2 separate regions of the Homo sapiens genome follow, and region 1 is linked to region 2. Evidence: chromatin contacts called from ENCODE Hi-C or POLR2A ChIA-PET data. All regions are on one chromosome and are shown on one strand. The core of a region is the stretch at or near the end of the contact, and the rest is flanking DNA. Distances in the headings are between cores, read along the strand shown. Region 1 holds the start of BRI3BP (BRI3 binding protein). Region 2 holds the start of RHOF (ras homolog family member F, filopodia associated).

Region 1 (4,377 bases), core at 439-2,938, 3.2 Mb after region 2:
TGTCCTGCCTCAGCCTCCCGAGTAGCTGGGATCACAAGCAGGCACCACCATAACTGGCTCATTTTGGATTTTTTTTTTTTTTTTTTTTTTTTTTTGAGACGGAGTCTCGCTCTGTCGCCCAGGCTGGAGTGCAGTGGCACGATCTCGGCTCACTGCAACTTCCGCCTCCCGGGTTCACGCCATTCTTCTGCCTCAGGCTCTGAGTAGCTGGGACTACGGCGCCCGCCGCCACGCCCGGCTATTGTATTTTTAGTAGAGACGGGGTTTCACTGTGTTAGCCAGGATGGTCTCGATCTCCTGACCTCGTGATCCGCCCGCCTCGGCCTCCCAAATTGCTGACCTTGTGATCCGCCCGCCTCGGCCTCCCAAAGTGCTGGGATTACAGGCGTGAGCCACGGCGCCTGGCCTCATTTTGTATTTTTAGTAGAGACGGAGGGATTTCTCCATGTTGGTCAAGCTGGTCTCGAACTCCCGACCTCAGGTCACCCGCCTCAGCCTCCCAAAGTGCTGGAATCACAGGCGTTAACCACCGCACCCGACCTACAAAAAAGTTTTTAAAAAGATAAACAATACAGGAAAAAATGTGCAAAGGATATGAATAGGTAATTCACAGAGAAGTAATTCAAATGGCCAATAAATCTATGAAAATCTTACTAGGAATCCAGAAAATGTAAATTCAAAAATAAGAGCATTTTGTATTCTTTGGATTGGCAAAAATTGAGTTTTATTTTCTTGGTTGTCTAAAAAAAATGTTGGTTAGACTTGATTTGTTTGATTTAGGATGCAAACAGGGTCCTTGCATTGCATGGGTTATTATGGCTCTTAAGTCTTTAAAACCAATTATCCTCCTCTTCGCTCACCTTTTATACCAATTATTTATTGAACAAACTGGGTCGTTTGTTTGGTAGAATGCCCCACATGCTGGAGTTGGTTGGTTGCTTCTGCTGCTTCTAAGTTTTCCTTATCTGCCATATTTCCTGTAAACTGTAGGTTTGATCTAGAGGCCCCATCAGGTTCATGCTCAACTTGTCTTGGCAAGAATCCATCGCAGGTGGCGCTGGTACTTCCTGGCACTAAGATCGATTGGCGGGACCGGGACTTCGCGGCTTAGCCCCTCCATTTTCAAGTTCCCCGCCAAACCCTCCCCTCTTGGTTGTACCCATTTCTGATGATCATCGCGTGAATCCATCATTCTATTGAGGGGTGCCAAATAATTTTCGGATTCTCTCATTCATCCTCATGTATTAGCTGGACTTTGTAAAAGAAAGTCCCTCCCCAACTATTTTGGGGCTCTGAAATACAGTTCATTCAGGAAGGGCAGGAGGATGCCTGATGCTTTCTTGTTATTTAAAATTTTCAGGATGAATGAGCTGATGCCCACGAGGGCGAATTTTGGGGTACCATTATAATACATTCAGGGAGATTACATATATGTCTATTTCATGTTTTTCAATCAGTTGCAGTCACTTTCCTGGTTGAAGCTGTTGCAAGTTTTACAGGCACGGGTTGCTTTTCCACGGATAAGTTAAAAAAGAGAATTTTTTTTTAAATGATGAGAAGCCGCACCGGGTCGGGGCAGGCTTCCGGGAGGCGGGCGCGGGGCCCCGGGGCCGGGTCGCGTTGGTCCCGCGCCGGGGGCGGGGCGCGGCGTGGGCTGGGCCGTGCGCCTTTGCGCGCGGGGCGGGGCAGGTGGCGCAGCAGCGGCGGCGGCGGCTGTGGGTAAAGGCGCGGCGCGCGGCCCCCGAGCGCGCCAACCTTGCCCTAGCCGGAGCCCGCTGCGGCCCAGCGCACGGCCCTCACCCCGCATCGCGACCCCGCGCCCCGCCGGCCGAGCATGGGCGCGCGCGCCTCAGGCGGGCCCCTGGCCCGGGCCGGGCTCCTGCTGCTGCTGCTGCTGCTGCTGCTGCTCGGGCTGCTGGCCCCGGGCGCGCAGGGGGCGCGGGGCCGCGGCGGCGCGGAGAAGAACAGCTACCGCCGCACGGTCAACACCTTCTCCCAGAGCGTCAGCAGCCTGTTCGGCGAGGACAACGTGCGCGCCGCTCAGAAGGTGGGCGCCGGGCCCGCGCCCGCGGTCACCTTGCCCCGGTCGCCACGCACCTGGCTACCGGGGCCGACCTGGGAGGAGCGCGGCCTCCGGGGCTGCCCGCCCGGCCAGCGCGCGGGAAGAGGGGGTCCGGCCTGCGCCTCGGGGCCTGCCGCCTGCGGCCCCCGCCGGGCCTGACCAGTGCGGGTCTGGGCGGCCGGGCCTCGGGGCGCCCTCTCCTCTGCGCCGCGCTTCTCCTTGGACCTTGCCTCCGCGGTCGGCGCAGCCAGAGTCTCTCCCGGCTGCGCTGACGCCTGCCGCGCGTCTCATTCATTCATTCACCGCGTTTGAATGGCTCCTACTGTGAGCCAGGCAGCACACTGGCGCTCTCGGTCCCCACGCGGCTGCGCCCTCCCCAGCTACCCCGGGTTTGTCCTAGCCTCGCATCCCGACCCACTTCCCCTGGGACCTTCTGCCCCACTCCTCCTCCTGCTTTGAAGATACTTGGAGTTGTTTTTACTTTACAGGAAAAGAAGGGAGCAATGCGATTTGCTCGGTGGCTTTGGGAAACCGAGCACCTACTGTGTGCGGGGCCTTTCGCGTGGAGCCTTTTGTTTAGTTTGGGGAGGTCCCGGATCCTGCAGCCTCCTGGGAAGGGTGTTGAGTCCCAGGAGGATCGCAGGGGGTTTTCCCCAATTCCTGCTCTCTGGAGCTAGGTGCGATAGGGGTGCCATTCCGGGCCGAAGTCCGCCGACTAGCTCTTGAGAAGGAGGAAGTTACTGGGGACAGTTGTGTGTGGTATTGCGGTTCCTTTGCTGTTCCCTGGGGAGGAGGGGGCTCTTGCTTGCCGCCAGCCTTCCTGGGGTTTTGGAGTCAGAGAAGTTTGGGTTCAAGTTGGAGCTCTACCAGTTGGATGACTTTGGGGAAGTGACTTCACTTCTTTGAGCTTGTTTCTTTATTTGTTAAATGGGGATAGTAATCATTCCCCTTCATTGCGAGGTTGTAATTATGACTAGTTGGTACCTTCCTGGCCCAGAATCATGGCTAAAAAGTTAAAGTTTTCTGCTCATTGAGAGGGAGTGGGGAATAGAAGGGAATATGAAGGCCGAAATCAGATTGACTGCATGTTCTTACTGGATAACATGAAAGGTTAATTTGTTAGGAAAACAGTAAGTTTTGACCTCCCTCTCCTGTGGGCAGGGGCACCTCTTGCACAGGTGGGTCTGTGTCTTCATACATGTAGGGGAGAGAACGCTTTGTAGGTGGCCAAAGAGGGGCAAGGAAGCAGGGCTGAACGCCTGAATGTGAAAAGGTTGCCCTGGAGTCTGGCGCGGGAAAGGATCAGGGGTGTGAGTGCAGGGAGTCTCACTTACTTCCTCTTGATGCCGTTTCGGAGCTATTTGAAGGCAGAAATCATTTGTTTTAGAGCAAAAATAAGCCTGTCTTTTTCACGCAGGGTGACCACAGGATCCCCATGTCTCAACTGACGGTGGTTCCATGTGACAATCTAAGGCCAACAAACATGAAATACGAGTGGTTATTTAAGACTTTTACTTAAATAAGACAATCTGTATTCTGGCAGAGCATCTCCGAATCTGGGGGTCAGAGCTCTTCCTGGGCTAAACCGGGGTTTGTGCCTTTAATAGAGATACTAATGATTACTAAGTGCTTTTGTAGATAGAATAATCTTATGTAATCCTTAGAATGACCCTGTGCAGTAGGTACTGTTACTGTTCCCATTTGACAGATGAGGAAACTGAGACACAGAGCAGTGAAGTGGCTGGTTTCAGGTCAGATGAGTGGCAGAGCCAGGATGTGAACCTAGGCAGAGTGGACATGGAGCCCACATTAGTATCTCTCGCCTGTTTTCCTGCTTCATGACCCCTTCCCTGTTCCCCGAGTCAGTACAGCATCCAGAGGCTGACCTGACTTCTTTCCTTTTTGTTTTTTTGAGACGGAGGTCTGGCTCTGTTGCTCAGGCTGGAGTGCAGTGGAGTGATCTCGTCTCACTACAACCTCCACCTCCCAGGTTCAAGCGATCTTCCCCACTCACCCTCCCAAGTAGTTGGGATTACAGGTGTCCACCAGCATGCCTGGCTAAGTTTTGTATTTTTAGTAGAAAAGAGGTTTCACCATGTTGACCAGTCTGGTCTCAAACTCCTGACCTCAAGTGATCCTCCCGCCTCGGCCTTCCAAAGTGCTGGGATTACAGGTGTGAGCCATTGCACCTGGCCTGACTTATTTTATTTCCTGCTGAGTGTAGCCCACACTGGCCAGGCTTGGGGATATTGTTTTGTTAATTTTATGGGTTTTTTTTTAAATTTAATTAATTAATTTATTTTTTGAGACAGACT
Region 2 (4,233 bases), core at 1,051-3,550:
GCTCATGACAGATCAGGAAACTGAGGCCCAGACATCCCCAATGATACGTAGCCAATAGAGCTGGGGTCAAAGCCCAGATCTGACTCCAAAGAGGATGGCAGGAACAGGATGGGACCATGGATGGGATCCCCATGGTGCCAGTGGTCGCCTGCTTCTGGTGACTGTAGCAGGGGATGCTCCTCCATCCCTCTGGTAGCAGCTCTTAGCACAAATTCTTCCTACAGCAACTTGCAGCTTTCCAGAATCTCCACAACTCAATCTACTCTGACATGTTCCTTGAGCATCTCTCTCTGGGCAAGGCCAGAAAGGCCATCCCTGTTCTTATGATGTGGAGGCTGCCCTGAACAGTGAACCCCGGGACCTGATAGGGGAGGCCCTGATGGCAGAGGAGGAGGAAAGAAAAAACCTCCTGACCTCTTGCAGGGCAGTGGGTTGCTGTGAATGTCTCCACCCAGCAGCACTTGACTCAAAAAGTGGGTCAATGACCTTGCCCCTCCCTGGCTACTGCACAGGAAACATGAGAGTAAAGGTGTCCCAGACCATGACTTTTACTACCCCCGGGCCACGCCCCGGGAATTCCTCTGATGCCTCAGCTCTCCCAGCTCACCAGGGGCTAGAGACAGGCGCTGTTTTGGGGTTGGCCCTACAGGGCCCACATCCCACAAAGACAGGTTCCTCAGAGGCCACGATAGGACCTGCTGAAGTCGGAATGGAGGGGGGCTCTGAGCTAGGACAGCCCCTTTTCGGGTCCTCTCCAAGGTCTAGGTGGGGGTGGAGGTGTCTGGATTTTGGCTCCATCCTAGGTCAGTGTCTGACCTCACCTCACACACACAAGGCTTGGCTGGCCGGAGAGGGCCACCGGATGACGTGGTTCCCTGCAGGTCACTAAACACTGAGTCACAGAGGTGGGGTGAGGCCCCACCTGGGGATCTCAACCTTTGGTCCCCAATGTTGATGAAGCCCAGATGGGAGTCAGGGTCCTCCCACTGACTGTTTCTCCTGTCCCCACCCCTCACAACACCGACTCCCAAGCAATTGCACATAAATCCGTAAACCACCCGTGGGGGCCTGCAGGTGGCAGGCAGAGCCTGGTGTGGGGCCCCTGCCCCCAGTGCTCTGTTCCTTCCTCAGTTCATTTTCTACACTGTCTGGTTTTGTCCCAGGGAACTAGGAAAGCACAGAAGTAATTGTAGCCACGCAATTCCAGAACCACCAACTGCAAGCCGTGGAATCCTGGGAGCTGCAGACACAGAACTCGCATCCACAGGACCCCAGAGCCTCAGGCTGCAGAGCGCAGGCCACAGAGCCCTGGAGCCACAGGCTGATCTGCAGCCGGGAGCATCCCAGAACCACAGGACCCAGACACACAGCCCAGGCAATCCGAGCACCAAGGGACTCAAATCTGCAGCTCACAGAGTCTGCAGAGACCACAGCAGGTAGCGCAGCAATCCTGGAACCATGGGAGGCCCAAGAGCAGCCCACTGCTTTCTAGAACCACAGGAGAGGAACGAGCTGTGGGCTCTCAGCACAGAGCTGGGAGGGTGGCCCCAGAGTTCACCTCCTCCTCCAAACACCTTCCACTTACGTATAGGGCTTGGCCTCTAGGGCCCCGCAGCCAGCGCCCCTGAGCGGCCTCCAGGAGTGAAGAGCCGGCCAAGGCCCTGCCAAGGCTGCAGGGCGGGGACACCCAGTGGGGGACGCCCGGGAGGGGAAACCCTTCGGGCGGGCGGACCCTCGGGCCCCCCGGCGCGCAGGCGCACTCACCGGCCGTGTCGTAGAGGTTCAGGGTCACCTCCTTGCTGCCAACGGTCACGCTGGCCGTGTACTTCTCGAACACCGATGGGGCGTAGTGCTGCGGGAGAGGGGGTCGGGTTGGTCCTTAGTGGGGCCGGCGGGGGCCAAAGTTCCAGCTGAATCCACTGTCCACCCCCCTCACTCGTCCCGGATCAGCCCCCCCTCACCCCGCTGGGCTCTGGAATTCCCGAGGGGGCGCCCCGGGGTGGCGGCCGCCTGTCCGTGCTCGGGACGCTGGGGACTGAGGGTCGGGGCTCTGGGCTCAGGGTAAGGGGCGTCCCTCGCCCCCACCCCAGCCCCGCTGCGGGCCTCACCTCGGGGAAGGAGCCCTGGCTGTACACCATGAGCAGCGAGGTCTTGCCGCAGCCGCCGTCGCCCACGATCACGATCTTCAGCTCCTTCCTGCCCGGACCGGGGGCGGCGGTCTGGGCCAGGGCCCCGGGGGCATCCATTGCCCGGAGCCCGCAGCACTGGCGGCGGCGCGCCGGGCACTAGCGGAGCCAAGAGGTCGGGGGCGGGGCGGGGCCGGAACCAGCCCCGCCCACTCGGAGCAGCGCCGCCTCCGCCAGGCAGCCTCCCGGCCGACCTCCCAGCCTCAGTTTCCTTTCTGCTAAGGTCTCAGCCCTGGGTGTGGGTATTCAGCTCTCAGTCCCAGGGATACTGCAGCACCGGAAAAACGGGGCTCAGCTGCGAGCAAAGCTCCCACCCCCAACCCACCGCCACCCTCCGCGCGTCACGTCGCGCCCCTCGCCGGCGAGACCCGATCGTGGCTGCCCAGCGACTCCAGGTGCCCCTGATTAGCAGGCTCCGCCTTCGGCAGGGACCCTCTGATTGGCTGGCGCGGCCAGACAGGGTCTCCCGGATTGGCTGGCTGTGCCTCCGCACCGGGTTCGAGAAGCCCCCGGCCTCCAGCTCCGGGAAGAGCCCCTCAACTTTGCACTGCCCCAGCGGTGTGGCTTGGCACATGTCCGCCTCTGGCCTCAGCTTCCCCACAGGAGGTAGCGGCGGTGGCACCAGGGAAGATGCTGACGCGAGAGTCATGTCTGCCCACCTCGCCTGGGCCAGGGACGCCAGCGTGCACGCGGGTTCGGGGTGAGGGACTGGGCTCCGCTTACCCGCACCCCGACCCTGGGCTGCAGGGTGGACGTCTGACGCCCTCTGCCGGGCAATCGCCTCGGCGCCGGCCGCTCCGGGCGCAGGTTGGCCCGAAACCACTAGGGGCGGCCGCCTCCTTCCGGCAGGAGCCAGAGGCGTGAACCACGCAAGACGTCGTCAGGGAGGGGCAGGTTGGAGTAGCTCTAGTTGAAGTCAACTTGGTCCCTCTCCTGGAGCTTTGGAGACTGATAACCCCACACCCACCAAGAAATGTAAGAAAATGCGTTTCCTTGCCAGCAGCCACATGTCCTTCATCCCAGGAATCCCCCCAACTCTCCCATCCCCTGATCAAAACAGCTTATTTGTTGAGCACTTACTGTAGGCAGTGCTATCAGGGCTGCTGGCTGAATTACCCGTAACCCCCACCCCTCCTCTTACTCCTCACCCTGGGCGGGCTGACTGCCCTCTGCACCACCCAGATGAGTCGACAGGGTGGCAGAGGGACCCCCCCCTGGAGCCGGTCCACGGCAGACAGGCACGAGAGCATGGCCGAGAGTGGGATCCTACCAGCTGGGGTAGGAAGAGCCCATTTCTAACAAAACCCCCAACAGCAGCATGGTTGGGGGCAAGTGGCCTTCGTAGTTTCCTCAGATAGGGGCTGGCAGGACTCAGGATCTTTTTGCTGGCGACCCCACCCCGAAGACTCCCAGTTTTCAAGGTCTCGGCAAGGGTCATGTAAACCTCACTTCGTGGAGGAAAACCGCCAACCTGGCAGTTCCATGGTCAAGGTTCTCACAGTGCAAGCAAGGCACGGTCTGACCACCAGAGGGCAGCAGCGACCGCCCACAGAATCCCAAGACCACAGCAGAGCTGGGAAGGGGAGGCCGGGGAGGCACCCCAGGTTCTCAGTGGACGCCCTCTTCAGGCACTGGGCAAAGGGTAATCTCCTGGGTCAAGCACCCCCTAGACAAATGCACAGCAACTCATCCATTCCTTTTTTGCAACACGTTTATTGAGAGGCAGTTGTGCTCCAGCCTTCCAGGAGGTCACAGTCTTAGGGGAAGCAGTGCAATGGAGGTTGGAAGCAGGGGAACCCTTTACTGAAGGCTGAGCGCTGGCTGGCACACTAGGCCTGGCAGCACTGGAGGGCAGGCAGGGAAAGTAGGGTGGGTAACCCAGCCTGGCAAATGCACGGCAGCTAGAAAACCTCTTCAGGTTCTGGGGTGGCTGGGCCATGAGAGGGGAGGCCAGGCAGGGCTGTCAAGGTAACCGGGGTCAGATCATGGAGTTGCCTGCCAGGCTCCACAGGAGTGGGGGACAGAAGCAGAGCAACCCAGCTACCAG

Evidence for each region. A loop is a pair of places that touch in the nucleus more often than their neighbours do. ChIA-PET counts read pairs that join two places held with the same protein, here RNA polymerase II (POLR2A). Pooled maps may share reads with other maps.
Region 1: a pooled map shows a loop between it and region 2 (5-fold over the local background). The contact joins the promoter of BRI3BP here to the promoter of RHOF in region 2. A Hi-C loop is called at or near these places in 2 of 37 single-sample maps with no recorded cell type and 2 of 50 pooled maps. POLR2A ChIA-PET finds 5 or more read pairs at or near these places in 1 of 52 experiments (B cell).

Annotation. Positions count from the first base shown.
Region 1 is chr12:124,991,957-124,996,333 of GRCh38, forward strand. BRI3BP (BRI3 binding protein) reads left to right here and starts at 1,689. Exons shown (of 3, transcript NM_080626.6): 1 at 1,689-2,047. The coding sequence starts at 1,835. RefSeq lists enhancers at 259-759, 2,479-2,568, 3,749-3,888 and silencers at 1,519-1,838, 1,859-1,908, 2,009-2,058, 2,069-2,318, 2,329-2,388.
Region 2 is chr12:121,791,388-121,795,620 of GRCh38, forward strand. RHOF (ras homolog family member F, filopodia associated) reads right to left here and starts at 2,301. Exons shown (of 5, transcript NM_019034.3): 1 at 2,109-2,301; 2 at 1,765-1,852. The coding sequence starts at 2,246. LINC01089 (long intergenic non-protein coding RNA 1089) reads right to left here. Exons shown (of 4, transcript NR_152740.1): 4 at 3,880-4,233. It also overlaps a transcript of SETD1B not described here. RefSeq lists enhancers at 1,372-2,203, 2,209-2,749, 2,696-2,745, 3,290-3,830, 4,126-4,233 and a silencer at 1,676-2,215.